Regions from separate parts of the Mus musculus genome. Here regions 1, 3, 4, 5 and 6 are each linked to region 2. The links are chromatin loops, found by intact Hi-C in ENCODE. Cell type or tissue: left cerebral cortex. All regions are shown on one strand. Region 1 has its middle 4.4 kb from the start of Trafd1. Region 2 has its middle 4.6 kb from the start of Hectd4. Region 3 overlaps Hectd4 (HECT domain E3 ubiquitin protein ligase 4). Region 4 overlaps Hectd4 (HECT domain E3 ubiquitin protein ligase 4). Region 5 holds the start of Gm52784 (a long non-coding RNA gene). Region 6 overlaps Trafd1 (TRAF type zinc finger domain containing 1).

Evidence for each region. Peaks named below come from ENCODE experiments on the same cell type or tissue, not always from the same donor. Only the 100,000 strongest peaks of a DNase experiment are listed, where the experiment ranks them.
Region 1: it touches region 2 in a loop (5-fold over the local background); 32 of 42 quality-filtered maps call a loop at or near these places.
Region 3: it touches region 2 in a loop (4-fold over the local background); 22 of 42 quality-filtered maps call a loop at or near these places.
Region 4: it touches region 2 in a loop (2.4-fold over the local background); 3 of 42 quality-filtered maps call a loop at or near these places.
Region 5: it touches region 2 in a loop (2.8-fold over the local background); 3 of 42 quality-filtered maps call a loop at or near these places.
Region 6: a loop joins it to region 2, with 2.8 times the contacts of the local background. A loop is called at or near these places in 30 of 42 quality-filtered maps.

The regions. Positions count from the first base shown.
Region 1 is chr5:121,387,466-121,392,465 of GRCm38, reverse strand. No RefSeq gene overlaps it. Among named protein-coding and RNA genes, the nearest start is that of Trafd1, 4.4 kb to the right of the region's middle. In left cerebral cortex, a CTCF peak has its summit at 2,527 (motif pointing right); a DNase peak (open chromatin) is centred at 3,105; H3K27ac peaks cover 224 bases.
Region 2 is chr5:121,213,131-121,218,130 of GRCm38, reverse strand. No RefSeq gene overlaps it. Among named protein-coding and RNA genes, the nearest start is that of Hectd4, 4.6 kb to the left of the region's middle. In left cerebral cortex, CTCF peaks have their summits at 2,596 (motif pointing left) and 3,337; a DNase peak (open chromatin) is centred at 2,600.
Region 3 is chr5:121,265,023-121,270,022 of GRCm38, reverse strand. It overlaps Hectd4 (HECT domain E3 ubiquitin protein ligase 4), which reads right to left. Exons shown (of 76, transcript NM_181421.4): 7 at 3,618-3,788. Among named protein-coding and RNA genes, the nearest start is that of Gm52784, 16 kb to the left of the region's middle. In left cerebral cortex, CTCF peaks have their summits at 2,780 (motif pointing right) and 4,577 (motif pointing left); DNase peaks (open chromatin) are centred at 2,467 and 2,903; H3K27ac peaks cover 205 bases.
Region 4 is chr5:121,297,283-121,302,282 of GRCm38, reverse strand. Hectd4 (HECT domain E3 ubiquitin protein ligase 4) reads right to left here. Exons shown (of 76, transcript NM_181421.4): 20 at 4,124-4,224; 21 at 2,640-2,838; 22 at 395-514. Among named protein-coding and RNA genes, the nearest start is that of Gm52784, 17 kb to the right of the region's middle. In left cerebral cortex, a CTCF peak has its summit at 2,299 (motif pointing right); DNase peaks (open chromatin) are centred at 2,365 and 2,923; H3K27ac peaks cover 450 bases.
Region 5 is chr5:121,279,658-121,284,657 of GRCm38, reverse strand. Hectd4 (HECT domain E3 ubiquitin protein ligase 4) reads right to left here. Exons shown (of 76, transcript NM_181421.4): 10 at 3,489-3,602; 11 at 2,714-2,854. It overlaps Gm52784 (a long non-coding RNA gene), which reads left to right and starts at 1,379. Exons shown (of 3, transcript XR_003955778.1): 1 at 1,379-1,562; 2 at 3,039-3,145; 3 at 3,463-3,533. In left cerebral cortex, a CTCF peak has its summit at 1,989 (motif pointing right); a DNase peak (open chromatin) is centred at 2,973; H3K27ac peaks cover 439 bases.
Region 6 is chr5:121,370,471-121,375,470 of GRCm38, reverse strand. Trafd1 (TRAF type zinc finger domain containing 1) reads left to right here. Exons shown (of 12, transcript NM_001163470.1): 8 at 225-455; 9 at 1,404-1,524; 10 at 1,997-2,333; 11 at 2,796-2,868; 12 at 3,059-3,746. The coding sequence ends at 3,112. Among named protein-coding and RNA genes, the nearest start is that of Gm42020, 13 kb to the left of the region's middle. In left cerebral cortex, no CTCF peak of the experiment used is centred here; a DNase peak (open chromatin) is centred at 1,923.

The DNA.
Region 1 (5,000 bases), 170 kb before region 2:
TTGCTCATTTGCTCCGCAAGCACTGAGCCTTGTTTATGGAGTTTTGGAGACTGTCTCACTATGGATCTAAAGCTTGTCTGATATTCACATCAATAATCCTGACTCAACCACCTTTAAAAAGTTGTGAGCTGCCTTGCCTGGCTTTTTAGACTCTTTTTTTTTTTTTCACTGTGTAGTCCTGTCTGTCTGTCTTAGCCCTCAATATGTAGACCAGGCTGGCCTCAAAATTACAAAGATCCTCCTGCCTCTAGCGCCACATGCTGGGATTAATAATATGTGCCACCATACCCAGCCTTATATGTAGAGTTCTTTTACACATTATTTAGATGTATGTAGTTCAACTGTCATCAAGTCAACCTGGTTTTGTTTGGAGACCAGGCTGGTTTCAAACTCACTACATACTCAAGATGACCCAGCACTAAAGACCTTGAACGTCTATCCTCCTGCTGTCTGGATTTCTAGTTGCTGAGACTTGAGTTGCTTTGTCATCTAAGGCTTAGGTAAGTATTTCCTTCACCAAGGTGGTACCAATTTGCACTTACCATCCGCAGGTAAAAAGGGACTTTCTCTTGTCCATTCAGTCCTTTCTCAAACTTTTAGATCTTTGTCGATTTCGTGGTGAAAGTATGTTTCTAAGCATGCTTGGTGGCACAGGTCTTTAGTTCCAGCACTTGGGAGGCAGAGGCAGGCGGATCTCTAAGAGTTTGAAGTCAACTTGGTCTGCAGAAAACAAAAACAAAAACAAAAACAAAAACAAAAACAAATAAACCGGGCTGGTGAGATGGCTCAGTGGGTAAGAGTACCCGACTGCTCTTCCAAAGGTCCGGAGTTCAAATACCAGCAACCACATGGTGGCTCACAACCATCCGTAACGAGATCTGACGCCCTCTTCTGGTGTGTCTGAAGACAGCTACAGTGTACTTACATATAATAAATAAATAAATCTTCAAAACAAAAAAATCAAATAAACCAGGACTAGAGAGATAGCTCAGCAGTTAAGAGCACTGACTGCTCTTCCAGAGGTCCTGAGTTCAAATCCGAGCAACCACATGGTGGCTCACAACCATCTGTAATGAGATCTGACACTCTCTTCTGGCGCAATGGTGTACAGAATGGCGCAGAATGAGCACTCATACATAAAATAAATATCTTAAAAAAAAAAAGATCAGCAAGCACTCTGTAGTGAACAACACTGAACCATCTCTGTAGCCCTTGCTTTGGATACATGTGTGTTTCTATTCTTTTGATCAGTTTAATCATATTCTGTGGTTCCCTAGTGTTGTTCTCTGTATTACACTTTTTTTTTTTTTTTTTTTTGGTTTTTCGAGACAGGGTTTCTCTGTGTAGCCCTGGCTGTCCTGGAACTCACTTTTGTAGACCAGGCTGGCCTTGAACTCAGAAATCCGCCTGCCTCTGCCTCCCAAGTGCTAGGATTAAAGGCGTGCGCCACCACACCCGGCTTACACTTTTTTTCATTATGTTTTATGGGCATGGATGCTTTGCCTGCATGTATGTCTGGATACCCCATGCTTGTCCGCTGCCAGCAGAGGCCAGAAGAGGGTGTCAGGCGCCTTGGAATTGTTTAGAGACTGTTATAAACCCTTGTGTGGATGGTTCATAACGTGAACTTGGGCCCTCTGTGAAAGCAGCCTTTAAGCCATCTCTACAAAGGAGCTTAGCTTTATGCCATCAAGAGGTGTTTTAGTTGGGTATTTATTGCTGGAATAAACACTATGGCCAAACACAGCCCAGGGAGGAAAGGGTCTTAAGCTTCCAGGTCACTGAGGGAAGTCAGGACAGGAACTCAGGGCAGGAATCTGATGCAGAGGCCATGAGGAAGGCTCGTGCTGGCCTGCTCCCCACGGCTTGCTCTGTTTTCTTTTATACCCCAGACCAACCTGACCAGGGTGATACCAGCCACAGTGGGCTATGCCCTTCAGCATGAATCTTTAGTCAAGAAGATACCCCAGTCCAATGGAAGCATTTTCTCAGCTGAAGAGGGCTTCTCGAATGACTTTAGCTCCTGTCAAGCTGATAAAAACCTAAAGGTAGGCATTTCAACACCCTCCCCACACACACATTCACACTGTAAACTGCCTGCCTTATTCCCATTGGGTTTTTATTTATTTAGCTTTTGAGACAGGGTCTTTCTCCCTGTGTAGCTGTAACCATTCTGGAACTCACAGATATCCCCTCCCCACCCCCATCCTCCCATCTCCCCACCCCCCAACCTCCCACTTCTCCACCACCCCCTATGTCTTCAGATTGTTGGAATAAGGTGAGGCCACTTACTCTCAAGTTCTTTTGTATTTTGGGCTGTTTTGAAACAGGGTCTCTCTACATAGCCTTGTCGACCAAGTTGGCCTCAAACTCACAGGGATTGAAGAAATGCTGACACCACCTGGCTGCCTAGCTTCAGTTTTGTTGTTTGTTTTTAAAGATTTTTTTGTAAAGGTATATGTGAGTACACTGTAGCTGTCTTTAGACACACCAGAAGAGGGCATCAAATACCCATTACAGATGATTGTTGGCCACCATGTGGTTTCTGGGAATTGAACTCAGGACCTCTGGAAGAGCAGTCAGTGTTCTTAACTGCTGAGTCATCTCTCCAGCCCTGGCTTTCAGTTTTAAAATAGGTCTTGTGTAGCCCAGGCTGGCCTTGAACTCTCTATGTAGCTGAGAATTACTTTAAATCCCTGCTCCTCCTGCCTCTACTTCCTAACTGCTAAGGTTACAGTGTGTGCCATCATGCTGGGTAGGGTATTTACTTTCTTAGGTAGAGCTAAGAGGGAGGGAGAGAGAGAGAGAGGGAGAGAGAGAGAGAGAGAGAGTTAGTTTTCTGGGAAAAAAAACCTAACCAGGTTAAGATTGTGATTGTGAGGCATCTCCTGCTGCTGCAGATACCAGCCGGCTCTGTGCAGGTACTGAAGGATGAAGCTATCAGGGGAGGGATAGAGCCACAACTCCAGGGAACTCTGCCTGGTAACCAGACAGCCTGGAAGGTGTCCCAGCATGCTCTGAGGATGTTGGTCCAATCCCTGTCCTCTGTATGAATATGTATGAGTGTCCAGATGTCAGCTGAACCCCCTCCTTCCTGCCCAAACAGCGTAGCTGGCCCGCAATCTAACCTCCAATCATTCCTCCTTCTCTTCAATAGCTGGGACAAATACATCAACGGCTCTCTGTTTCAGAACTGGAAAAATAGTGTGCACATTGCATTTCAGAAAACACACCCCCAGAATGTTCCAGAGCCGAGTGCCTCCCATGGGGAACTGATTTCTAGCGCCGGTTTCACAACTGTGTCCCCAGTAATAATGGATATTGCTGCGACTATGAAAAAACAACAAAAAAAACAAAAAACAAAAAACGGAACCAGGGCTGAGGCAGGCGCTCAGCGCACAGTGTAACTTGTGACCTCCAGCACAGAAAAGAAAGCATGGGAAAGAGGCTGGAGGTGGACAGTGTGTTTGCCCAGCAGATACAAAGCGCTGGGTTCGAGCCCCAGCACCACATAAAAAGTGTGGTGGCACACACCTGTAATTCCAGCACTTGGGAGGCAGAGGTAGAAGATGCTCTGCAAGATAGGTAGACAGATAGACATACAGACATATAGACAGACAGACAAATAGATATACACAGTCATGATAGATGAATGGGAAGATAGACAGATATATACACAGACAGACAGATAGATAAACTAAATAAATCCAGCCACAAGATTTGCCAGTTGCATGCTTCCTTTCATATGAAATCCTCAGGCAAGTCCATGGACACAGAAATTAATGGAGAAAAGAGGGAAGATGGAGCTGCTACTGTAGGTGCTAACAAGACAATCAACAACAGAATGGCTTGGCTGTACAATCGTGAATACATTTCCTTTGTGTGTATATTATTATTATTATTACTATTATTATATTTTTGAGGCAAGGTTTCTCTGTGTAGTCTAGGCTGCCCAGGAACTCACTCTGTAGACCAGGCTGGCTCTGAGAGCCACCCATCTCTGCCTCCGGAATGCTGGACATAAAGCTGTACACTATCACCACTGGCTTGCAAATGAATAAATATAATAAAATATTTATGAACTTTACTGTGTGTAACTATAACCCAATAAAATGTAAACTAACACAAACGGACAGTATGTTTGTCCCAGCAGCTTTGGAGAAGAAGATGGGTTGTGCACTGCCTCCATTGCCAAGGATCCAGAGATTCACTTCCTGCTAGATAAAAAGGAACCTAGGACTCTTGGGATGGCTCTGAGGGTAAATGTATTTGTTTACTCTTGATAACTAGCGTTTAATCTCTGGAACCTACACAGCACAGCGAGAGGAGGGACCTGATTCAGACCCAAAGCCACGCTAACAGCATCCCTGCTACACACTAATGAGTAAAAAGACATTTCAAAGGGAATTCGATTTCATAACCCATTCAGAGTCATGTGTGGTGGTGCATGTCCTTAATGCCAGCACTCAGGCAGACAGCATTGAGGGTTTGAGGCCAGTTGGGTCAATACAGGGAGCTCCAGGGCAGCCAGGGCTATACAGTTAGATCCTGTCTCAAGAGAAAACAAATTTGGTGTTGGTCAGTGACTAGGAGGGTGACTTTTGTTTTTTTTTTTAAAAAGATTTACTTATTGTTACATGTAAGTATACTGTAGCTGTCTTCAGACACACCAGAAGAGGGCTTCAGATCTCATTACAGATGGTTGTGAGCCACCATGTGGTTGCTGGGATTTGAACTCAGGACCCTTAAAAGAGCAGTCAGTGCTCTTAACCGCTGAGCCATCTCTCCAGCCGCTCCCTCCCAGTCCTCCCCCCCCCCACCACCCCCGTGGGTAAAGTTTACTGTCTATCAGGAAGCAGCAAACCCCAAACCATCAAGTGGGAGAAGCTAGAGTTAAAAGCCATGCACAACTTGATCTAATTCAGCAAGTATGGGGCCTCTTCCATGAGGCCCTAGGACAAGCAGGGCCTCAGGCCAGGGATCGGTGAATTTCAGCAGCT
Region 2 (5,000 bases):
AGTTCAAATCCCAGCAACCACATGGTGGCTCACAACCATCTATAATGAGATCTGATGCCCTCTTCTGGTGTGTCTGAAGACAGCTACAGTGTACTTACATATAATAATTAATAAATCTTTTTTTAAAAAATTCTCAGCCGGGCGTGGTGGCGCACGCCTTTAATCCCAGCACTCGGGAGGCAGAGGCAGGCAGATTTCTGAGTTCGAGGCCAGCCTGGTCTACAAAGTGAGTTCCAGGACAGCCAAGGCTACACAGAGAAACCCTGTCTCGAAAAACCAAAAAAAAAAAAATAAAATAATAAAATAAAATAATTCTCTGCTCAAGTCGGGCGGTGGTGGCACACACCTTTAATCTCAACACTTGGGAGGCAGAGGCAGACTGATTTCTGAGTTCGAGGACAGCCAGGACTACACAGAGAAACCCTGTCTTTAACCCCCCCCCCCCCAAAAAATTATCTAAGTGGAGTAGTGATGCCTTTAATCCCAACATGGGGTCAGAAGTAGGTGGATCCGAGTCTATAGAGTGAGTTCCAGATAACCAGGGCTACACAGAGACCCCAGTCTCCTGTGAATTCTAGGCTAGCCTGGTCTACAGAGTAAGTTCCAGGACAGCCCCGGCTACACAGAAATTCTGTCTGGAGAAAACAAAACAAATTTATTGATCTTATTTTACAGGAGTGGGTGTGTTTTCCTCAGGCATATCTATGCATCAGAGAACTCTAAGAAAGCCCTCTACCAATTGAGCTACATCCCCAATGGATGACTTAGGACTTCTTTTTTTTTTTTTTAAGATTTATTTGTTTGTTTGTTTGTTATATGTAAGTACACTGTAGCTGTCCTCAGACACTCCAGAAGAGGGAATCAGATCTCGTTACAGATGGTTGTGAGCCACTATGTGGTTGCTGGGACTTGAACTCCTGGCCTTCAGAAGAGCAGTCGGGTGCTCTTACCCACTGAGCCATCTCACCAGCCCCTTCTTTTTTTTTTTTTTTTTTTAATTGTGCCCTTCCTCCTTCTTTCTAATTTTTTATTCATTTTATTATAACGTGTGCACCACATGTGTGCCTGGTGGCCTCAGAGTGAAGAAGGCATTGGATTCCCTAGAACTGAAGCAACAGGCTCTGAGACTGAACGCCAGCCCTCTGTGAGAACAAAGGCTCTCAACTGCTGAGCCATCACTCCCGCTCTCTTGTGCTTTCTTTCTCTCTCTCTCTCTCTCTTTTTGTTTTGTTTTTTTTGTTGTTGTTGTTGTTTTGTTGTGTTTTCCAAGACAGGGTTTCTCTGTGTAGCCCTGACTGTCCTGGACCAAGCTGGCCTCGAACTCAGAAATCCACCTGCCTCTGCCTCCCAAATGCTGGGATTAAAGGCGTGCGCCACCACTGCCCGGCTGCCATCTCTCTTTCTTGACAAAGGCTCATAGCCCAAGCTGGCCTCTAACTTGCTCTGTAGCCATGAATGACTTTAAACTTCTTGATCCTTCTACCACCACCTCCAGTCCTGGGATTACAGGTGGATACACACATCCAGCTGGAATTATCCTCTGTACCTTATTTATTTGTTTGTTTCTTTGTTTGTTTGTTTTGGGGGGTTGGAGAACAAAGAATCAAGATGGGGAAAGGGGCCATGCTGTCCCGGCAGCCCCTTGTCAAGAGCTCAGAGGAAGAGGGTACAAGCGGGAAGACACCTGTCCGTCACCCACCCGTGTGGGAGCGGTAACTCCCCAAGACAGACGGGGTGAGCTTATCAATGGACGTCTAGCGCTCCAGCTGCTGGTGCAATGCTGCTGGCCTTGGCTCAGGCTAGGGCCCCTCGGGGATTTTGCAATATCTTGCCCGTCTGTTGGCATTTCTGTTCTGGCTGATTGTCTGAACTGGGTCTGTAATCCGTCTTGGGTGCCCAAACATGCAAGTGTGGCACGGAGATAAGCAGTCGCTCCGAAGCTGAGTACAGCTAAAAGAGAGTTCTAGAAAGAGCTGCCAGGCTAATCTATAAGGGAATTGACAAAGACAGGAAAAAGTGTAAAAACACATCTGTCAAACACACATGAACCCGCAGCGGCGATTATTCCCATACCACTGATCGCGTTCTCGAAGAGGAAGCACACTCTGCTATCTCCTTTATAAGGGATCCAGTAGGGCTGGTGAGATGGCTCAGTGGGTAAGAGCACCTGACTGCTCTTCCGAAGGTCTGAAGTTCAAATCCCAGCAACCACATGGTGGCTCACAACCATCTGTAACAAGATCTGATGCCCTCTTCTGGAGTGTCTGAAGACAGCTACAGTGTACTTACATATAATAAATAAATAAATCTTAAAAAAAAAAAAAATAAGGGATCCAGTAGGCCAGGTTCATTTTTGGGTCTCCTTATTTTTCTGCTCTTGGGTGGGTGTGCGAACAGAAAAGCAAAGAAATCCGATGAAAGGGATTCTAGAAAATCTTCTTAGAGCCCCACTGGATTAGCAGAACTAAGGGACAGCCTTGGCTTTGACAAAAAACCCCCAAGATGAAGCGACTTTGAATACTAAGATCTCCAAGATGCCATTCCCTTGGACAGCTGAAGGATGCTGTATGCCCTCAGCGCCCCCTCGTGGGCTGCCGAGGCATTGTTGCCTTAAATTACATATTCCAGGTTGGAAATCTGTAGAAATCCTCATTCATTCCTGCTACAAAAACAATCCCAGTGGTGGGTGGCCCACATTTTTGGAAACTGGATCTCTTGAAACTCAGATTATCCTTAAACTCATTACACAGACAAAGGCTGGCCTTGAACTTCTTCTTGCCTCAACCCTCTCTCAGTGACATGTACAGCATACTTGGTTGTTTTTGTTTTTGTTTTTGTTTTTTTATTATTTTTTTAAGCCGGGCGTGGCGCACAGCTGTTTTTGATCCCAGTTGTTAACATTGAATTTTACCCCAGCTGGTTCCTGCCAGTTCTTCTGTGTTTACATTCCTGTTTTGTGTAAGAATCCAGTAACCTCTTTGTACCTTGCCGGTGTGTCACCCAACTTCCCTATTTCTTCTGTATGAAAAGTTTGATGCTCGATTTGACAAATTACATTCAGATCCACACTTCCTTGTGTCGAGTTTGTCTGTCAATTCCCACCAACTCCTTGCCCACCTGCACTACAGACCCGTTCCACACAGACAAGGGACCAAAAGGGTCTGCGGCAACCATGTGAGTTCCTGGTGCCTTCAGAGGTCAAAGAAGGGCGTTGGATCTTCTGAGACTGGGATTACAGGCGGTTGTGAGCCACCACGTGGGTGCTGGGAATTGAAGAACCTGAGTTCTTTCTCTGCAAGAGCAAGAAGTGCTTTAAACTGCTGAAGCATTTCTCCATCCCCTGGTGGTTGTTTAAATAATTATTAAAAGTTTACATCAAAGCCAGGTGTGGTGGCACACACCTTTAATCCCAGCACTTGGGAGGCAGTGGCAGATGTATTTCTGAGTTCGAGGCCAGCCTGTTCTACAGAGTGAGTTCCAGGACAGCCAGGGCTACACAGAGAAACCCTGTCTCGAAAAAACAAAAACAAACAAACAAACAAACAACAAAAAAAATTTACATCAGAGCCAGACACAGAGGCAGAGGCAGCCTGGTGTACAGAGTGAGTTTCAAGACAGCCAGGGGTATGCAGGGAGACTTTATCTCAAAAAAACAAAGTGCATGGTGTCGAACACCTTTAGTCCCAACACTAAGGAGGCAGAGTCAGATGGATTTCTGTGAGTTTGAGGCCAGCCTGTTCCAAAGAGCAAGCTCCTGGACAGCCAGGGCTATACACTGAGATCCCTTCCATTAAAATAAAATAAAATAAAATAAAATAAAATAAAATAAAATTTTTTAGTTGGGCCAGGCATGGTGGCACACGCCTTTAATCCCGGCACTCAGGAGGCAAAGGCAGGTGAATTTCTGAGTTCGAGGCCAGCCTGGTCTACAAAGTGAGTTCCAGGACAGCCAGGGCTACACAGAGAAACCCTGTCTTGAAAAACAAAAAACAAACAAACAGAAAAAAGAATACCACCATCTACGTTAGTAGTTCCCTGTCTCCCAGTATCTCTCTTAACCTAGACTCTACACATGTTGATCATTCGAAAGTATGGCATTGGTAGCCTACACTTTAATTTGTAGTGCACCTGGCCTGGTTCCCTAGGGACCTCACAAACTCCCCATGGGCACATCCTAGCTCAGTGATAGTGTTACACAATTCCCTGTAGCTCCCAGACTCTTTAACTTCATCCCTGTCTTACCCTGTTGTGCCCTGAGTTCATGGGAAAGCCAGTCGAGCCCAGGATTTGCAAAGTTCGCTTGCAACTAGCAAAAGTCTTTCATTTTCAAGTTCGAACTTGGATCACCCACCTCACACTCACCACATGAACGCTGGCAAGCAACTGGAGTCCAGAAAACATTGGGTTTATATGCAGTATAGTTAGGAATAGTGTGAGTATTCACAGGAAAGGGGAGTAGAGGGTGGAATAGTACTGAAGCAGGAGGAGGGTAATGGGTGTCTGCTTAAGGTCTAATTTTTAAAAAAAATATTTATTTATTCATTTATGTATTATATGTAAGTACACTGTAGCTGTCTTTAGACACTCCAGAAGAGGGCATTTCATTAGGGATGGTTGTGAAGCCACCATGTGGTTGCTGGGATTTGAACTCAGGACCTTTGGAAGAGCAGTCAGCACTCTTAACCGCTGAGCCATCTCACCAGCCCCTCAAGGACTAATTTTATGTCCAGTGGTAACTGTCTGTGACCTGATCTCGGTTTACCTTTTTTCCATGTATGTACAGTGTCCAAGGAGGGAAGAGGAGGGTGTCTCCCTTGAGCTTGTTATTCCTCTAAGGTCTCAAGGACAGGCACCTGGAGTTTGGCTGCTTATCGGCAGGAGTGTTGGTTTTTGGAGACACAGAGACAGTGCCATTGTAACACTAGGGTAGGAGGAGGGAGCCCCCGGGACCACTGCAGGAGGATGCAGCACAGAAACCTGCTGTCTGCATATTGTGCTTG
Region 3 (5,000 bases), 52 kb before region 2:
GCCACCTTGTAAATCTGTCACACACACCAACCAACAACCATTCTAAAACATGAATAAATCTCAAGCTGGAGAGATGCCTCAGTGGGTAAGAGCACTTGGTTCCCATCATCTAGGGTGGCTCACAACTGTCTTTAACTCTAGCTCCAAGGGATCTGGTGCCCCTGGCCTATGTGGGTGCTGAACCCCTCAGCTCAGCTGCTTCTGCCTGGCCGTCTCTCACAGTGTCTCAGCCTTTCTCCTCCTGGATGCCACACTGGCCTGCATGGGACTGGCCTATGCCCTCAGCATGAGCTTGGTCTTCTTGTGGGACTCCTGACAGTAGGAGCAGGGGCTGTCTGACTCTGCAGGCTTTGGGGATCCTTTTCCTCCTACTGGGTTGCCTCATCCAGCTTTAATACGAGTGAGAGGATGTGCCTAGGCTTATAGCAGCTTGCTATGCCATGTTTGCTTGCCCATCCTTTCCTGAAGAGAAAAGAACAAGGAGTGGATGGATATAGGGGGAAGGGAGTAGGGGACAGAGGAGAAGTGGGGGTCGGGGGACTAGAAGGAGAAGAAGGAGGAGAAACTTTGGTCAGAATGTAAAATAAATAAATAATAATCTTTTAAAATGCATTTTAAAAAATGAAAGAAAGCAAACAGGCTGAGTAAGCAGTGGAGAGCAAGGCAGGAAGCAGCTTTCCTCTGTGGGGTCTGCGTCAGCTCTGCCTCCAGGTTCCTGCCTTAAGTTCCTGCCCTGACTTCCTGGTATGATGGACTATAAGTTGGTTTTGGCCAGTGTTAATACAGCAATAGAACCTAACTAAAACAGTGTGTGTGTGTGTGTGTGTGTGTGTGTGTGTGTGTGTGTGTGTGTGTATACACATGCATCAGAGTACTTGTTGAAGGTCAATGGACTATTTATAGAAGTGATTCTCTCCTTTCACCATAGGGGCAGTGGGGACTGAACATAGGTAACTGGGCATGGTAGCAGGTTCCCTTACCTGCTGAGTCATCTCTGGCCCCTGCACTCCATTTATTTAGATCATAAAGCTAACTATCTTCCTATACTGGTTAGTTACTTAGTAGTCATAAAGGGCATGTCATGATAAGGCATTCTGAAAGACCAGCCGGTTAGTTAGGCCTTGCTGACAGCAGACTCCTGTGAATTATGCACCTGAGCTCCTTGGACAGGCTCCGGCTGAGAAGCTGCCCGAGTGCCTGCAGGAGAAAGCCACATTTCAAATGAGGGAAGAGGGGAAGAGGAGTCAGCGTGGAGGGAAGGGTCTCAGAAACACACTGTGACGCATGACGGCTAGGGTGATGGGCACATAAGGCTAGGAAGAAAGAGTGAGCAGAAGTGCCTGCCTTTGCAGAGAAGGGTCAACAGTTTCTGTGATGGTGTTCAAATCAACCACTGCACATAGCTACAAGCTCAAGTAAGAAAAGGGCTGCTTGACCACTTAACAGCAAAAGATAAGGCACTTCTGGACTGAAGGTTATGCGGTGGTGTGATATGCTTGCCTCGAGAAGGTTCAGGAAAGCCAAACACAGTGGTGCACGCCTTTGATGCCAGTACTCAGGGAACAGAGGCAGGTGGACCTCGGTACACTTGAGGACAGCCAGGGCTAGTGCAGTTGTTTGAATAGGCATGGCCCCCATGGACTCATGTGTTTGAATGCTTAGCCCATAGAGAGGGGCACTATTATGAGGTGTGGCCCTGTTGAAATAGGTGTGGTCTTTTGGAAGAAGTGCGTCACCGTGGAGGTAGACTCTGAAGTCTCGTAGGTTCAAGCTATGCCCTATGTGACATACAGTCTCCTCCTGCTGCCTGAGGATCAAGTTGTAGAACTCTCAGCATCTCCCTGCACACTGATACGATTCCTACCATGACAATAATGAACTAAAATTCTGAAACTGTAAGCTAGTCCCAATTCCAATTAAATGTTTTCCTTTTGGTTTTTTGAGACAGGGTTTCTCTGTATAGCCCTGGCTGTCCTGGAACTCACTTTGTAGACCAGGCTGGCCTCGAACTCAGAAATCCACCTGCCTCTGCCTCCAGAGTGCTGGGATTAAAGGCGTGCACCACCACGCCCGGCCTATGGTGTCACTTTATAGCAATGAAACTCTAACTAAGATAGTGAGACCCCGTCTCAAAGAAAAAAAAGAAAGGGAAGAAGGAAGAAAGGAGCCAGCCAGGCCTGGTGGCTCAGCTCTTAATCTCAGCACTCAAGTCAGGAAGATCAAGAGTCTAAGGCAGAAGCTGCAAGATGCCTCGGCAGGTGTAGGTGCTGCCAAGTGAGTCCCAGTGGAAGGAACGAAATGAAGTCACAAAGTCCTCGGGTGACTTGTTTGAGTAGGACCCCAAATGATTCAAAGGCCTCCTTTCAACCTGAAGCAGACCCCTCTCCTGCATCTGCTTCCTGCCGCAGCAAGGCTATTTGAGCTGTCACATCCCCTCCATCCGGCCAGATACCTAAGAACAGCCGTGTGTTGTCTTCACACTTGGAGAATCATTTTCCTATGGGTTATGAAAACACATCTCTACTTTTGCACCAAGAAACCTACTAACTAGGCTATTTTTTTCTTAATTCCTCACCCACCTTTATGTGTGTATGTTTTATTTCTAGACACTTCAGAATTCTCACTTTATTCTAAGTAATCTAAAATTTCACAGTAACGTACCATGGTGTGGGCATTTTCTATTCTTGTGTCAGATATCTTTTAATCTAACTAATTTATTCTGAAATCTCTTGTGTTTCGCTTGCATGTATGTCTATGCACCATGTCTGTGCAGTGCCCATGGAGGCCAGATGAGGGCACTGGATCCCCTGGAACTGGAGTCACAAATGTTTATGAGCTGCCATGTAGGTACTGGGAGGAGCAGGCAGTGCTCTCAACCACTGAGCCATCTCTCCAGGCCCCTCTTCTTTCTTCCTCTTTTAGTCATTGCCTTGCTGTGCAGCACAAGTCATCCTTAAGCTCATTATGTAGCACAGGCTGGCCTCAAATAGACACTCCTCTGGTCCCAGCCTTCTGGAAGCCATCACACCTGGCTTTGCCAAGTTCTTTATCTGGCAAACTACACTGGTTCCCTCACGGCCTGAAATCATCACTTATCTTCTCAGTTGCTTATGGGTAATCTTTTATTTCTCCACTACCGTCACCCTATCTGCTCAACTGCCCTGCGCCAGGACTCAAGCTCCACTGGATCAGCAGCCCAACCTCCCGTGGCCATCACTATGTTCCACCCGCAGGGTAGAACACTATTGGCTCAGTGAGTACTCAGCTGACATCCACTGTCTCCTCATAGCTCCAACTGCAACTTCCCAGGCGCTCACTTCTGTCTGGAGGGTCGTCTTGATATTTCAGTTATACCCACACACATTTCTGCTAAGACCATCCACTGCAATGCATGCAGTAAGGTTACCTCCTCTCATGCAAGATGAGCCTTCAAAAAGCTAGACTGCACTGACCCCACACAGCCCTAAAGCAGCAGCCTCCAAGGGCTGCAAGAGGAAAGCGGTGCTGAGGAGACTGAGCACAACGGGTACTTTAAGTGGCAGGTTCTTTGTATATAGACCTGAAAGGAAAGCAAACAGATACACTTCTGCAGTGATACACAATGAATTCAAACTTACCACAAGTTCAAAAATGTCCATGAAGACAGAGTGTCCCTTTGGGGTTTTCTCATTTAAACTGGCAGGGGACCAGATCCAGTAGAAGTAAGTGCCATCTGAGGAAAGGTGCACAGTGCTCATGGTGCTGCCCACAGGAAGGGGGCTGGCGGGCATGGGCACTGTCTGGCACACCTGATTAGGAAAAAGGCCCTTCATTAGAGGGATGCAGAGATTCTTTTTGTTTGTTTGTTTGTTCAGTTTGGTTTTTTTCAAGAGAGATGTGGCTATCTGGGAACTCACTCTGTAGACCCAGTTGGCTTTTGAACTCACAGAAATCCACCTGCCTCTGCTTCCCCAGTGCATGAGTATGCCTAGCACAGGACAAAAAAAATTCTAATTTGATGTGTCATCTCACTGACACTTTAAAGTCGAAAAGGAAAATTCATTAGGTTCCTTATCAGAATAAAACTGTTATTTATATCTAAGAATAACACATAAAATTATATGGAACATAAAAGTTCATAAAATAGACTGTAAAATAAACATCAACAGCCAAACAATAAAGGAAAATGGACATTAACTCAAGTTATACTGTGATAAAAAAATATTTACTACGTTCTTTAAATCTGCTCTACATGGATATTCCAACATTGAGAATTAGATTTTAAAAACAGGCATGGAGTACATGCTTGTAATCCCAGCACCAAAAGCATGAAGGTAGGACCAGAAATTTAAGCTCATCTGTGGCTATACAGTGTGTTCAAGGCCAGACATGGGATTGTCTTGGGGGAAGAATATATTTAAGCCACATGTGGTGGCACACTCCTGTTAATCCAGCAACTTAAAAAGCTAAGGCAAGGGCTGGAGAGATGGCTCAGCGGTTAAGAGCACTGACTCCTCTTCCAGAGGTCCTGAGTTCAATTCCCAGCAACCACATGGTGGCTCACAACCCTCTGTAATGGGATCTGATGCCCTCTTCTGGTGTGTCTGAAGACAGTACAGTGTACTACACTGTATATTAAATAAATAAATCTTTAAAAAAAAAAAAAGGCTAAGGCAAGAAGATTGTTCCATGAACACACACACAGACACACACACACACACACACACTTCAGACCTACTCTCTTTAATCTGTACACACTGCCTGTAGCATGAAGTGCTCCCAGCACCAGCACCCTGATGCCTGTTGCCAGACACTGGCATTTAATATAAGAGGAAATGACAACCAATAAAGGCACGGACCAGATTTTTAAAAAGAAAATAGAAAAAAAAGAAAAGATGAAAAACCCAAATAAAAGCCATTAGCGCAGCATACTGCCGCCTCCAGGGCACATGGAAGACAGTTCTCAGTCATTCCTTTCTTTGGCTCAGCCACTGCTCTGGCTACATATGTAGTAAGACCCA
Region 4 (5,000 bases), 84 kb before region 2:
CAAAACTTTTAAACTGCAGTGTTCTATGGTCAATGTCCAGAAAAGGACCCTGGGAAAACTAGCAGCCCCACCCCCAAGAAATAGTTCTGACAACCCAGTGACCACAAAGAACCCTGTGGATGGATTGAAGCTCCAGTGAGGACAGGGGTCTGATGTCCTACAAGCAAAAGGAAGGTAATTCTAAATAGAAGTGGGAAGGCAACAGCCATACCAATGTGGCCCTAACTAGCTAACTATGTGCCTGTCTAACTGTGAACTATAGGCCTAGCAATGTGGCAATAACTAATTCAAGTCCCATTGCAAATGCTTGCTGGGTTACACTTAGCCTCAAGCCCATTAAGAACCTACGAACACCTTCCTTTTTCTAGAAAGAAGTTGTGACTTGATCCCATACCTTCACCAAGTCCTTCGGCCAGCCAGTTCCTAAGACACTCCGGCTGCCATATCCCAGAGTGTTGCCTCCATACTCAGCAACCTTCCTACTGTTTGTGTTAGGCCCCGCGTAAATCACCAACTTCAAAACAGAAAATAGACCGTTAGACTGTAAAAGAAAAACAAAAACAACATCTACAAATAAAGAGGCTGCAAAAAAACATTTGTAAAAAAAACATTTGTAAAAAATACATTTATAGCCAGACCCTGGTATCATTCATTATAATGTAACTAATAGATCCTCATATCTGAAGTCTAGCTGATATAAGTCTGGAGACAATCAGCTATTGGTATTTATAAGGCAGTGAAAGAAAAATAATGATTGAAATTATTCACAGGCACATTTCTGATATTTTCAAATCTAGGTTGGCACAGGGACACTAAGATCTAACTAATCATACCGTGTGTGTGTAGTTCTCAGATTGCTATTTTCATCCTAGTTATCAGAACTCATTTACAACAGGTGCAGTTTGGCCCTTAAGTCCTCCCCAAAATGAATGTAGTGACTAATATAGGCAGGTTCTAATCCCTAATACAAATAAAAGCAACAAAAAATGAAGAAATCAGGATTTAAAAATGCAACAAAGTAAAAACAAGCCACACATTCTTAAAACATTGCTTAATGGCATAAAGAAATGACACAAATATAGATCAAAAATATAGATGACTGCTGCTTATAGGGACAATTTTCATCTGTTAATACTGTCCTCCCATCACCCAGTTTTATCTAATTGGCTGGTTTGTTTATTATTAAAGTTGTGTTTGCATGGTATATGTGCATGGGGGGATTGTGTGCCACGGCCCATGTGGGAAGGCCAGAGGACAACTTTGTCAAGTTGGTTGTCTCCTCCTCCTTTTCATGGGCTTTGGGGAGTACATGAGAGGCCATCAGGCTTGTGCTGTAAGAGCCTTACCTACTGAGTCATCTGGCCCTCACTGTCTGCTTCTATCATAGAAGAGAGTGGCAACTCACTTGGCATTCAAGTATGTCGGGGGGAAACAGCACTCTCTCTGGCTTCTGTAACTAGCAAGCCTGAGCGTATGGTACACTGATGCCCCTGGCAGCTAAGCCAGGATGTGAGAGCTCCATCTTTAACTCTGGATGCCTGTCAGCTCGTGAGCTCTGTCCTGTTACACCTCTTGCTGACACCAGCCAGGAAACATGGGGAAAGTAAATATATTTTTGTCTATGTGGGAAGCCTCCTTGTGCATCATAATTGTAATATATGTGGCAGGCACAACTCAGCACATACCAGAAGAGGCAAATTATCACTTTTTAAAGAAAAACCAAAACAATACCAACTAAAGGGGTAACGTCTGCTTGCACATGAGGCACTGCAGACACTCCGCCTGAACAGAGGAGGCAAGGACAGCCAGAGCCAGGCTCCATGAAGCATCTTAGCTGCAGGCTGAGGTGAGTTTTCAGGACACATTTTCAACTCCTCCAAATATCTGAGATGCTTGACTCTCCTAAAATCTAACAGGGAGGAAGATTTAACATCTGGCTGTGTGTCTCACCATCTCAAGGTAAGTGTGGCTAATTTACCTTTAACCTAAAAGCCTCCCTTGACGAGATTAAGACATCTGTCTGTACTCCATTTGCCCCGGGCAGAGGTGCCCTGTGGCTGACCAGCAGCAGACAGCATGCGCAGCGCTGGTCTGTGTGTCCTTTCCTCAGCCTTTCCTCAGGACTCCAACTCAACAGCAACAGAAGAAAACCCTGCCCTTTCTGAATGGTCATTAAGTCGTTAAGTCCTCAAAATCTATGTAGGTGTCTGAAATAATAGCGAAGAAGAAAAAGCAAGCCAGACTCAGGCCTATCTGAACCCTTCTAAAAGCCACCTTCTTCCACAGGACACATAAGAAGCCTCCAGAAGAGGGCAGTGAGACCATTCCAGATCAACAGCCACCACACACCTACACAACTGTCAAGAGGGAAGGCAGAAGGCAGCAGAGCCACAGGAAGTCCTCTGTCTACAATCAAGCTCATGGGTGCTTAGAGTGACAATGTCTGCACGCCTACAGCACTGCAGTCAGACACAGAGGTAAGGCTCTTCAACTTCCTCAGTCAACACCAGCCAAAGCACTACCTGAGGGAGTCTCCAGAGAGGGCCCCGAGGCAGAAATGGGTGAGGCATGGAGAGCAATGCAAAGGAAAATAAGAAGCAGCTAAGTCGAGGCAGCAGTGACAACTGGCTCCTGCTTACTTTGTCATAGTCGTACTGTGACGAACATCTGGTGTCAAATCGTAGGTACAGGCAGCGAGCTCCTGGGATATGAACAGTCTCCTTAAACTTATAGTTGTCTCTGACAGGGTGTACTGTTTCCACGGTCTTCCCAGCAGCCCATGGGGCGGGGATCTTTAAGCCAGTGAGGAAGCCTGGCTCTTCCTTTTCTTCTAGCATTCTAAAACCGGAGAAAGAGAAAGAAGTGCAGCTTAACAAGGACAACAAAACCAAAACAAACTAGAAATGCAGAAGACAAGTTAAGAAACCAGTCTTCCATTCCCCACCCACACGGCATGACAACACTCTACCATGGAAGCACTGACAAGCAAGGGAAGGTAGTTGGAAATGCTCTGTGCTCACGTTCCTCCTGTCCTGTCAGTAGGCATCGCATCACTTTTCACGCACCACACGTGCACTTCCTACTCCTCCAAGGGGATGCGCAACAGCAGCCAGGAGAAGGCCTCACTATCACCCATCACAAGTGTAGGGTGGGACTTCAGGCTGGGCTGCTTTCCACGAGTTTCTAGTTCTTTCCAGTGTAGTTTCACTCAGGAGAGGTGACCATGAAAGCCCCTTCTCCATTCTCATCGAGCTTGCAAGAGCCTGAGCCTGAGGCTGTGGAACACAAACTCAAACTCTGGACTTGGCTGCATGAGGTCACTTCCTTTGTTTCAGCTCTGCTCCAGATCTGCCCTGACACCAGAGGCTCACTGATGTGTATGATAAGAAGATAGGCCCAGCACTGGGGAGGGAGGCACATGCTGGAGGCTCAGGGTCCAAGGGCAGCCTGAGCTCCCCAGTGAGCTTGTACACAGGGAAGCTTCTGCCCTGGATCCCCTGTCTCCTTAGAAACAAGGGAGCCAGGCCGGGGGTGGTGGCGCACGCCTTTAATCCCAGCACTCAGGAGGCAGAGGCAGGAGGATTTCTGAGTTCGAGGCCAGCCTGGTCTACAGAGTGAGTTCCAGGACAGCCAGGGCTATACAGAGAAACCCTGTCTCGAAAAACCAAAAACCAAAACCAAAACCAAAACAAAAACAAGGGAGCCAGGCCGGGGGTGGGGGTGGGGTGGGGTAGGGTAGGGGGGTTGTTGTGCACACGGTCAGACCCAGCACTCAGAAGGCAGACCTGTCTTCTGCATAGATAGACTGTATCTATGCAGACTATACAGTGAGAGTCTGTCTCAAAACAAAACAACAACTCACAGCTACAATGGGAACCGCAAAGAACAAAGAAGAAAGTTAATCTACTAAACTCAATCTTTCTTGTATGTCCACTGTAGTGAGAGTTTCAAGTCAATTTTGAGCAGGTTCCTTCACTTAAAGGGAAATGCAGTCTAACTTGTCCCTTTAAATTTAGAATACTCTTGTAGCTGGCTATGGAATCCTGGCCCTAAAATATTTTCTTTTCCAGTTAGCTAACCCTCGTAAAAGGAGTACAAGGCTCTCACCGCATGCACACATTACCTCTCATCAGGAAAAAGCCTGCACTTCTGGTCTGAGGTGCCACATGGGGAACAGCTCATCTCGGCAAACGCTGGACACTGGGTTTTAAGCAGCAAGGCCGTCTAAAACATAAACCATCTGTATGTCTTTTTTTGCTTGTTTGGTTAATTTTTTGTTTTAACTCTTGCAATTTTTTTTACTAATTATTTTATTTATTTACATTTCAAATGTTGCCAACCTTCCTGGTCTTCCCTCCACAAGACCCCCCTTTGTCTCTAAGGGGTACTCCCTTCACGCCTCACCCCTTCTGGCAACCCCCTACGCTGGGGCATCAAGCCTCCAAGGACCAAGGGCCTCCTTTCCTACTGATGCCAGATAAGATACATATGTAGCTGAAGCCATGGACCCATCCATACTCTCCTAGCACCTGACCAGTACAGATGCAGATACTCACAGCCAACCACTGGACTGAGCCCAGGGAACCCAATAGAAGAGTTAGGGGAAGGACTGAAGGGGATTGCAACCCCACAGAAAGAACAATATCAACTAACCAGATCCCCCCCACCCCCAGAACTGCCAGAGACTAAACCATCTATGTGTTACCCAGGTAGCTCCCGACATGAACTTGCAAGTCACACTGCATCCTCACAGTCCTAGCTGCCTACTAGTGAGGCCACCTCCCCGTCCCCTCCTGCACTTAACTCTCAGCTAACAAGAACTCAGGACAATGTATGTCCAGTAGGCTGTCAGTCTGACACTAGCACACTCACAGCTGGTCAGACCACAGCCACTCATTAAGTCACACGAACACCAACTTTGTATCTTAGGTGTGAAAATGTTCCTGGTTCTGGTAAAGGACTGGCTGTGTTTGTAGTGCCACCCTGTGGATCAAGCTGAG
Region 5 (5,000 bases), 67 kb before region 2:
AGGTGAAAGCAGGAGGGTCACTAGTTGAAGATCCTTGGCTACATAGTGAATATGATTCCAGCCTGGAATACATGAGACTCTGCCTCAATTTTTAATTGTGTATTTCTTTATTAGAGTTTCTATTCACTTGTCATAGTCATCACACTTTTCTTCAAAATTTCCAAGACATTTTCAGTTAGTTTTTATTTATTTTATTTTATTTTTTAAAGATTTATTTATTTATTATATGTAAGTACACTGTAGCTGTCTTCAGACACACCAGAAGAGGGCATCAGATCTCATTACGGGTGGTTGTGAGCCACCATGTGGTTGCTGGGATTTGAACTTAGGACCTTCAGAAGAGCAGTCGGGTGCTCTTACCCACTGAGCCATCTCACCAGCCCAGTTTTTATTTTTTAACATATTTATAATGCTGCTTTAAATCTATCTTCTAAAAAGCCCAGAATCTGAGTGTCTCTAGTGTAGCTGGGCTTCTTTTCTTTAACCCCTTGTTTCATTATTGTTACTATTCTTGAGTCTGATGTTAGGAATGTGAGCCAGGGTCTTGCTCCTTCTGACAGTCTGCTGTACACTGAGCCATACTCCCAGGTCTGGGTTTTATTTCAAGACTTGGTGACTTAACCGATAGTCAGAGGTGGCACCCCAACCTCCTGAGCTAGTAAGACTTTGATTCTATATGGATCTGTTTGTAAGGCTGGGTGTGTTGTGTCAGCTCTGGCAATTGTAAACTCTGCCCTGATATGTAACTTCCATCTGGCCCTCTGACAATGTTTTCAGTTTACATTTATCTAGACATGAGCATACAACAAAGGTCCTTCAGTGTCCCTTACTAAGGACACTATACGGAGGCCCCTGTAGAGATTCATCAAATTTCCAGATACTTTGCTGTTCTGTTGAGTCTGGTTTTCTCTCTCTGGTACCAAAGACAGTGGTGGTGCTGGTGTTGGTGCTGGTGGTGGTGGTAGTGGTGGTGTTTGTGGGAAGCCGTTGCAGAGTGGCAGTTACAGAGTGGCAGTTGCAGAGTGGCAGTTGCAGAGTGGCAGTTGGCTACAGCTGGCCACCACACATACATAGCCAGTAAAGGTTCTTTTGCCAAGGTGAGGTTTTGAGAATTGACAAAAGTTAACCAATCAGATGAGAGACAAGTTAACCAATCAGATGAGAGACAAGTTAACCAATCAGATGAGAGACAAGTTAACCAATCAGATGAGAGAGAACGCCTGCCCTAGGCCTATAAAAGCAGCACCAGTTCTGGGCTTGAGGTCTTTTCGCTTCTACAATCAAGCTCTCCCAATAAACGTGTGCAGAAGGATCCTGTTGCAGCGTCGTTCTTCCTGGCCAGTCGAGCGTGCGCAAGAGGTGTTGGTGGTGCTGCTGCTGCTGCAGATGCTCAGCCCCAAATCCAGTCAGCCCTCAGGAAGCAAAGCTGCTGATTTCACAATAGGCCCCACCCTGGCAGAATGGCTATCATGACCAAGGCTGAATGGAGACTAAAGCAGCCTCAGCTAAAAACACCCCAGGCTTCCACTGCCTTAACCCAGCAGGCTGAGGGGACTGTGGAGGTGGTTGGTTGCTTAAGCTTTCACTCTGTAGCCCTGGCTGGACGAGAATGAACTATGTAGAGTAGGCTGGCCTCAAACTCACAGCGATCCACTGCCTCTGCCTACTGAGTGTTGTTGCTGCTGCTGTTGATGTTTCTGTTGTTGTTTTTATTTTTTTAAAGAATTATTTAATGTATATAAGTACAATGTAGCTGTCTTCAGACACACCAGAAGAAGGCATTGGATGTCATTACAGATGGTTGTGAGCCACCATATCATTGCTGGGAATTGAACTCAGGACCTTTGGAAGAACAGTCAGTGCTCTTAATCTTTGAGCCATCTCTTCAGCACTCTGTTGTTGTTGTTAAAGATTTATTTATTATTATACATAAGTACACTGTAGCTGTCTTCAGACACTCCAGAAGAGGGCATCAGATCTCATTATGGATGGTTATGAGCCACCATGTGGTTGCTGGGATTTAAACTTAGGACCTTTGGAAGAGCAGTCAGTGCTCTTAACTGCTGAGCCATCTCACCAGCCCCTGTTGTTGTTTTTAATATGGTGACTCCACTGACCAATTTCCAAAACCTGGATATAGATGGTTCTTACTTTGTTGATAATGTCTGTTTTAATAATACTTTACACAGAGAGAATTTGCTGAGTTATTCTCTCCCCCTTATCAAGACAGTTGCTCTTAATAATGTCAATACTGCCAAGCACAGTGGCACACATTGTTAATCCCAGCACTTAGGGGGATTCTAGCCTGAGAACCAATAATCAATGTTTTTGGGTTTTGTTTTGAGGTAAGACCTCAGTCTGGCCCACCTTAAACTAGAACTCACTCTGTAGCCCAGGGCGGTCTAGAATATAGAGCAGTCCTCCTCCTTGAGCCTCTCCCGTGCTGAGATTACACGAGGCCTCTCTAGCACCAGTAATTAAATTTTACATCTAAGTTTAGATTGTGGGAGGGAAATAGGGGTTTCTCTTTAGAAGCCTACAAGTTCCTCGAAACCTCCACTGAACTACATGCCTTCTCCTTCCACACGGCCAGCCTTCCTGTCACAGACAACAGAGGGTTTCTCCTCAAATTCCAAAAAGGAAGCGGTCGCCACGTCCCCAGCTACCGCTGCTCCTCTAGTCTGTCACAGTTGGGTCTGAGCGTGCTGCTCACCTTTGGGCTCGGTGATGATATGGCTGACACCCAGTCTCTGGCACACGTAATGGAAGGCCTGGTTCCCAGGATTGCACCACTGGTCGATGTAGTCATTTGAGCAAGTCCATAGCATGTTGTTCATGGTATCATAACAGGCACCTGCAAACAACACGGCTCACACAGCTGCTGTGCCACTGCACACCCCAACAGATTTCCTACAACACCCCCAAAGAGCAAAGGACAGGAATTCTCCCCAGCGCTGACAGCCACACTCTACCCCCAAAGATCTACATGACAACAGACTAAATTGGGACTGAGCATAAAATCTAAATTTAATTTACAGTTTTGCTCAGCTCCTGTGTGAGAAGGGACAGCTCATCCATATGGTCTGCTCCTGGGATGGATGCACTCAGGTGGCTTTCATGAAAGGCCACGAAACCATACGAACAGGTAACAACCACGCACAATAATGAGTCAAAAACCCCTCAGTGTGTTCCCTAGTAGTTGGGACAAAGAGCAAGCCAAATGTACAGCACCTGGTCATTTTCTACCATGTGTTCAGAGGAACACATCTGTATGGAAAGGACTGTGATGGTATCATTTTACAATCTAATGTTCAGTGTCTTCAATGGCAGCTCACCTGACAAGTTTATACATGGGAGCTTGCACACTGAGTCCCTAAATTAAAGGGTATTAGCATTTCTCTCTTTTAAGAACACTGGAGTGCCACAGAGACTTGACAAGATTCTTCAAAATCAATCACCCAGGTTTCAAGGAAACAGGCGTGTCTTACCCAATCCTGGTACAAGAGCACCACGCCCCAGCGAGCTTCCAGCAGCATCTATGAGATCTGCACGACTTGCGAACTGACCATCTGAGATGTTATACACCAAACTGGAGGCCAGGACTATGAAAACAGACAGCTATTTAATGATCCTGAAGACTACTCTTTAAAGTTTTCATTTTAGGCTCCTAATCAGACTTCTTTTGAAAATTCCTATTTTGTTGTTTTCTAGTGATATCAACAACAAAAAAACAGAAAATACACACAGACAGAAGACCTCTAAAAGCAATGCTGACGAAATGTCTTCATAACCTTGATATTAAACTATGTTTCTGAGAGTGATTTAAAGCAGCAATGTTGACATGAAGGTGTTTTTCTATATTAGAAGGTCAAAAGAGAGAAAGCACAGAAGGAAGCCTTGAGTCACAGAGTGGCAGTGCTTGTAGGAAGGGTTTCAGCTGGCCTTGTCAGCCTTGCTATGAGGTCGCTCTCCCTCCTGGCTCTCGCTGTCCCTCTTACAGACACACAGGAGAACGGAGCAGTGAAGAGGACAGGCTGTAGGGTAGGGGTTTGCATTCTGGCTCTACCTCTTCTCCATGGCATGGGGGTGTTACTAACCTTGCAGGTTTCTCACTTGCAAAGCAGAGATAATATAAAGTGCTGTGCTGGACAGCTGTATGTCAACGTGACACATGCTCTAGCCATCTGAGAGACAGGAGTGTCAACTGAGAAAATGCCTCCAAGAGGTCAGACTGGAGGCAAGCCTGTAAGGTATGCCCATTATGAATAGTATCATTCCTGGGCTGGTGGTCCTGGATCCCATAAAAAAGCAGCACCCCTGCACGGCCTCTGCTTCGGGTTCAGCCTCTGGGTTCCTGCCCTGCTTGAGTTCCCGCTCTGACTTTCTTCAGTGATGGACCACAATGTGGAAGTATGAAATATAGCTCTTCCTTCCCAAGCTTGCTTTTGGTCCTGGTGTTTCATAGTAACAGTAACAATCCTAACTAGGAGAGGTCCCTACCTCATGGCTGCCATGCACTCCCATGAGTGTTGGTTACTATTGCTGACATCACACACACCCTGTTTGCCTGAGTTTCACCATGATGCCCAGGCTAGCCTCAGATGCCTGGTTCTCCTGCTCAGCTCCCCAGATGCTGACATTACAGGTGTGAGGCACCATTTTTTCTCTCTCTCTCTTGTTGTGGTCTTTCCTTCGCAATCTGGCCACAAAGTCACTAAGTAACTATGGCTCTCCATCCTCCCAAGTACTAAGACAGTGGTTCTCAACCTGTGGGTCACAACCCTCTGGGGGTGCACTGGCCCTTTCACAGGGGTCACATATCAGATATCCTATATATAAGATATTTACATTATAATTCATAACAATAGCAAAATTACAGTTACTAAGTAGCAACAAAATAGTTTTATGATTGGGGTCACCACAACATGAAGAATTATACTAAAGGGTCCTGGCATCATTAGGAAGGCTGAGAGCCCTATACTAGGTTTATGGGTGTGCTC
Region 6 (5,000 bases), 160 kb before region 2:
AGTAAGGATGAAAGACTATTTGGCCCCTATTTATGGTATGGTCCCGTGTGTGATGGTATGGTGTGATGGATGGCACAGGTGCAGGAGGGAGCAGTAGAGTGGAGCTGAACTCTGGCCTTTCCAGCACCGCAGCACTCAGGGGCAGTAGTTTCTTGGCGAAAGTGTTTACTGATGTAATTTTTCCTTGACCTCTCTTTACTTTTAACATGTCTTTTGGATGACAGACAAGCTGCAACCCTTCTCATGCCTTACGTTCACTCAATACGGGCAGCTCTTCCATCAGGGGTGTGGAAGATCCTGGTACCATCTTCCAGAACTTTCTACAACAAGCAACAAGTAACCAGTTTGACACTTTAATGGGCCTGAGCAGTTCAGCTGCTGTGGAAGACAGCATCATCATCCCCTGTGAGTTCTGTGGGGTGCAGCTGGAAGAGGAGGTGCTGTTCTACCATCAGGTGAGAATCCCTGGGGTGCTCTCCACCCTCCAGCTACACTCTGTCCGCAGAGCCCTGCTGAGCTCATGGCATCACAGCTGAGTAGAGGGTGGAGAAAGCATGTCCCTGAGTGGACAGATGCAGCCTGACTGACCGGCAGGCTTTCCTGTGCTCCATGAGAGTTGTGCTCCATGAGACCTGGGCTCCAGCTCTGCCTTTGTGGTGCCCTGGCTCTGAACTCCTCCCGGGGCTTCTGGAAAGAAGGGTGCTACACTGCATACTCGAAAGTCCTTTTTTCAGTTTCTCCAGTCTGGGATCCTATGTGGTTAGTGGGGGGAAAAATGCTCCCCACCCGCCCAAAGCCATCAGTTGTATGAAGAGCTAGTGGGGCAGGCGCCAGCCTTTCATTGCTCTTTGTACATCTCCCACTTCAAGGACAAAAACGCTGCTTGTCACCTAAGCCATGACACAAACACTATAGACAGAGCATGCTCTTCTGACCACCAGCCTTTGCTTCTTCCTTGCCCAGAGCCTCAGGAGCCCATGGTGGCTCCACTCTAGTTCCAGGACTCGGCTTCCTCCTGGTTTCCAGGATGTGTAAGCTGGTTGTCGGGGTCTGCTGTGTGTGGGGCGGGATGGTCTCCCAACCTGCTGACACCTCTCTTCCCAGCATCCCGGGTACTCATTTTCTTCTTTCTTTTTCCTTTCCTTTCCTTTCCTTTCCTTTCCTTTCCTTTCCTTTCCTTTCCTTTCCTTTCCTTTCCTTTCCTTTCCTTTCCTTTCCTTTCCTTTCCTTCTCTTCTCTTCTCTTCTCTTCTCTTCTCTTTTTTTTTCTTTTTTCTCTCTTCTCTTCTCTTTTCTTTTTTTTCTTTTTTCTCTCTTCTTCTCTTCTCTTCTCTTCTCTTCTCTTCTCTTCTCTTCTCTTCTCTTCTCTTCTCTTCTCTTCTCTTCTCTTCTTTTTTTTTAAAGGACCAGTGTGACCAACGCCCAGCCACAGCAAACCACCGTGCAGTGGAGGGCATCCCAGCCCAGGATTCGCAGCCAGAAAACACTTCAGCAGAGCTGTCCAGGAGGCGGGTCAAACACCAGGGTATCCACTGGGGCTGAGCTAGGGAGTGAGGCTGCAGCCACTGCCTCCTTAGCCTGCTTCGCATTCCTGCTCCCTGGGAGGCTTGCCTGTGCCTCCCGTTCCCACGCACGAGGGTCTCTTGGGGGACTCTGCTGAGGCTAAGTGGTCCCCACATTACCCCAAGCTGACCTAAGTGCAGACTTTATAGGCTATGGCTTCCAAGACAGCTGTGAATCACAGTGCCGCAGTAAGCTGTGGCTCCTGACTCCTTTTTTAAACCATCTTGCTGGGTGCGTGTTTCTGAAACTTCACACCACAAAGCCAAGTGCAAACGGCTTTTCATCGTTTGCTGACATCTGTTTGCTGAGCAGTTAGGAGGCTGGCCTTGAGGATCATAACATCAGCATGTAGAGTGGGCTGTCTGCCATGACAGTCTGCTAGTAACAGCTAGAGTAGCCTTCCCCCTAAAGCCACTGCCACCTTCTCTTCCCAGGAGACCTGTCATCTGGTTACATGGATGATGTCAAGCCGGAATCAGTGAAAGGCCCCACCTACTCGATGTCTCCTAACAGGACCATGAACAATGTGGCTTCCTGCAACCGACTGTTGAACTTACCGTCAGGGCCCAGGTCTGACTGCCAGCGTAGCCCTCCCGGTGTGCTGAAACTCAACAACTCTGATAGCCAGGACATCCGTGGGCAGATGCGGGGCAGCCAGAATGGGCCCATAGCATCCGGGCACGCTCCAGTGATCCACTCTATTCAAAATCTCTATCCAGAAAACTTTGCGCCCTCTTTTCCTCATGGATCCCCTGGGAGGTACGGAGCTGGGTAAGCAGCAGCCCCAGGATGGAGCCGACAGTGGCTGAGGAAAGCAGGGGCAGGTAGTCTGGCGCTGCTGGGAGGGCTCTGCTCAAAGCACTTGCCATGGAAGTGTGATGGCCTGAGTTTGATCTTCAGAAACTGAGTTGTCCTCTGGCCACCACACACATCATAGCAAATGTATCCACCCACATTGCACACATGCAGAATAATGCGGGGAGGTTAGAAAAACTCATACCTTTATTTCTATGCGTGGTCACAGACATTAGGAAAGAGCCATGGAGGGCTTTGCCTTTTTTTCACCAGTGGTGCTAAGGGAGGATCCCAGAACCTCACCCTTGTTAAGCCTGTGCTTTACCTAGGTGGCCCCCACCAGGCTCACTGAGGGGTCTGGGTTTGCCTGATGGCGCCGCCTCCCTATCTCCTCTGAGTTCCCACGTCAGCATGCTGACTCCTGCTCTTTGTTTACAGTGGGAGGAGTGAAGGTGGTCGGAGCTCTCGGGTCAGCCCTGCAGCTGCTGGCTACCACAGCAGAGCAGCAAAGGTAACCGGGATCCTGCAGTGACGTTCAGGGCAGATGCACACACGGCTGGGGCTGGTGGGGTTACAAATTCAGAGAATGTGCTGGGTACACACCTAGTAGCTTAGGGTCCATTCTTTGGCTTTTTTCGAGGGAAGCTCTCTTGGAACCAGGCAGCTTCAACATGTCTGTCCTTTCACTACTTATCCAACAGGCCAAGCCTCCAAAGCAGCAGGGAGCAGGCGATGCGGAGGAGGAAGAGGAGTGATGGTGACTCTGGGGGCTCTTGCAGCCCCCACCCCACCCCACCCCATGCATAACAGAACATGCTGGTGCAATGTCCAGCTGCCTCTCGGGCTTACTGGGCAGGAGAGACACCAGATTGTAATTTTTCCTAGGTTATGGCCATTTTGTGTCTTTGCGATTGTGCTGTGTGTGTTTGGGTTTGAGGGAGGGCTAGCTGGGAGGCCCGAGCTGCCATTGTTGAGCAGCCTTGAAATCAGCGCTGAGTGTCTGTGGCCCTCCTGGCCCATAAGGGCTCCATCCTTAGTGATGTCATCACCACTGCTTCTTGGTGCTTTGTGGTCCTGATGGACAGAGACAAGGGTTCTGGGATCTCAGAGTGAGAAGCATCCTCCTGGTGGGGACCTAAGCTTGAGTGTGCAGCGTGTTACACAGGCACATGTCTGGCAGGGACACGGACTGGAGGCCACCTTCGTCCTTGCGGGTCACTCACCCACCTCTCTCTGTTCTTGATGAGGAATGTACTGCTTTGTTCATGCTGCCCCTACCAGGGCCACTCCTACTCATGAGGACGGAGGCGCCAGCCCCTCCCCTTTTTATTTTACTGTTCTAATTGTCTATTTCCTTGTAATAGAAATAAAGTTTGTATTTAGAGCTCAGCTTGTGATTCTTTCTATAGAGACAGAGGGGAGTGTGCATGCACGGTCTCACTGTGTAGCCTAGGCTGGCCTTGAACTTAAAATCTTCCCGCCTCAGCTTCTAGGCTGCAGGCATAGTTGATGTCTGAGCTCTTTGTTGGATGCCCTAGCATGGCTTCCTTCTCAGAGGGCTCAGAATTCAAGGCTTATGTTTTTTTTTTCCCCCTAAGACATTCCATGTAGACCAGGCTGGCCTCAAGATCTTGACTCTCCTGCATTCCTTCACTTAAGAGCTGCCAATCTCCTCCAAGATTTGAACTCTGGAGGAAACTCAGAGGTTCATTGCAGCTGTGGTACTACTTGGAGCCTAGGGAGTTGTTTCTGACAAAAGAGTAAACAGAGGGTTCTTAGAAGTCTTAATCCTGGGCCAGCCATGGGGGTGCACACTTGTAGCCATTAGAAGACTGAGGAAGGTAGCTTAGGATTTGTCTCAAAGCAAAGCACAAAACCTGAACCCCAGAAGGAGCCTTTGAAGGACAAGCGATCCTGCTTCAGCACCCTTGTCAGGGATTAAGATGCAAGAACTGCCCCTTCCTTCAGATGCCGTACAGACACTGCATGGCTTACAAAACGCTCTTCTGATACTCGTTCTGCAAAGCCAGGACACCGAGAATTAGTCTGTCCCCAAATGAGACATACTGTAGCCAGGATATACCACTTAGATACCAGGCTCACCAAGGGTGGCTTAGAAAACCTTCCTCAGGAGCCAGAGGACATGGCTTCTGCTGTCACTGACTTCCTCGTGGGACTTGAAAGAGGTGGCAGAAAGGGTTCAGGGCAACTTGGGTCTGTTCCTGGTGAGGATGGAGCACAGGCTCCCAGGAAGGAGAACTCTCAACTCACAGGACACCGTGTGGATTGGACATGGTAAAATGACTGGTGGGCCATTAGCAATCTGCTGTCCTAAGTGGCTGTGGATACTGTTAAAAAATTCACATGAAACTGAAGACAGACAAGTGTAGCCAGAAGTTAATCTCCCTGTATTCTCAGGAGTCTGCACTTTTTTTTTTCTTTTTTTGTTTTTTTGAGACAGGGTTTCTCTGTGTAGCCCTGGCTGTCCTGGAACACACTTTGTAGACCAGGCTGGCCTCGAACTCAGAAATCCACCTGCCTCTGCCTCCCGAGTGCTGGGATTAAAGGCGTGCGCCACCATGCCTGGCTTGCACTTTTTAATGTCTTAGCAATTCTGGTGTTCGCAGCTGTGGTTCCAAGCCA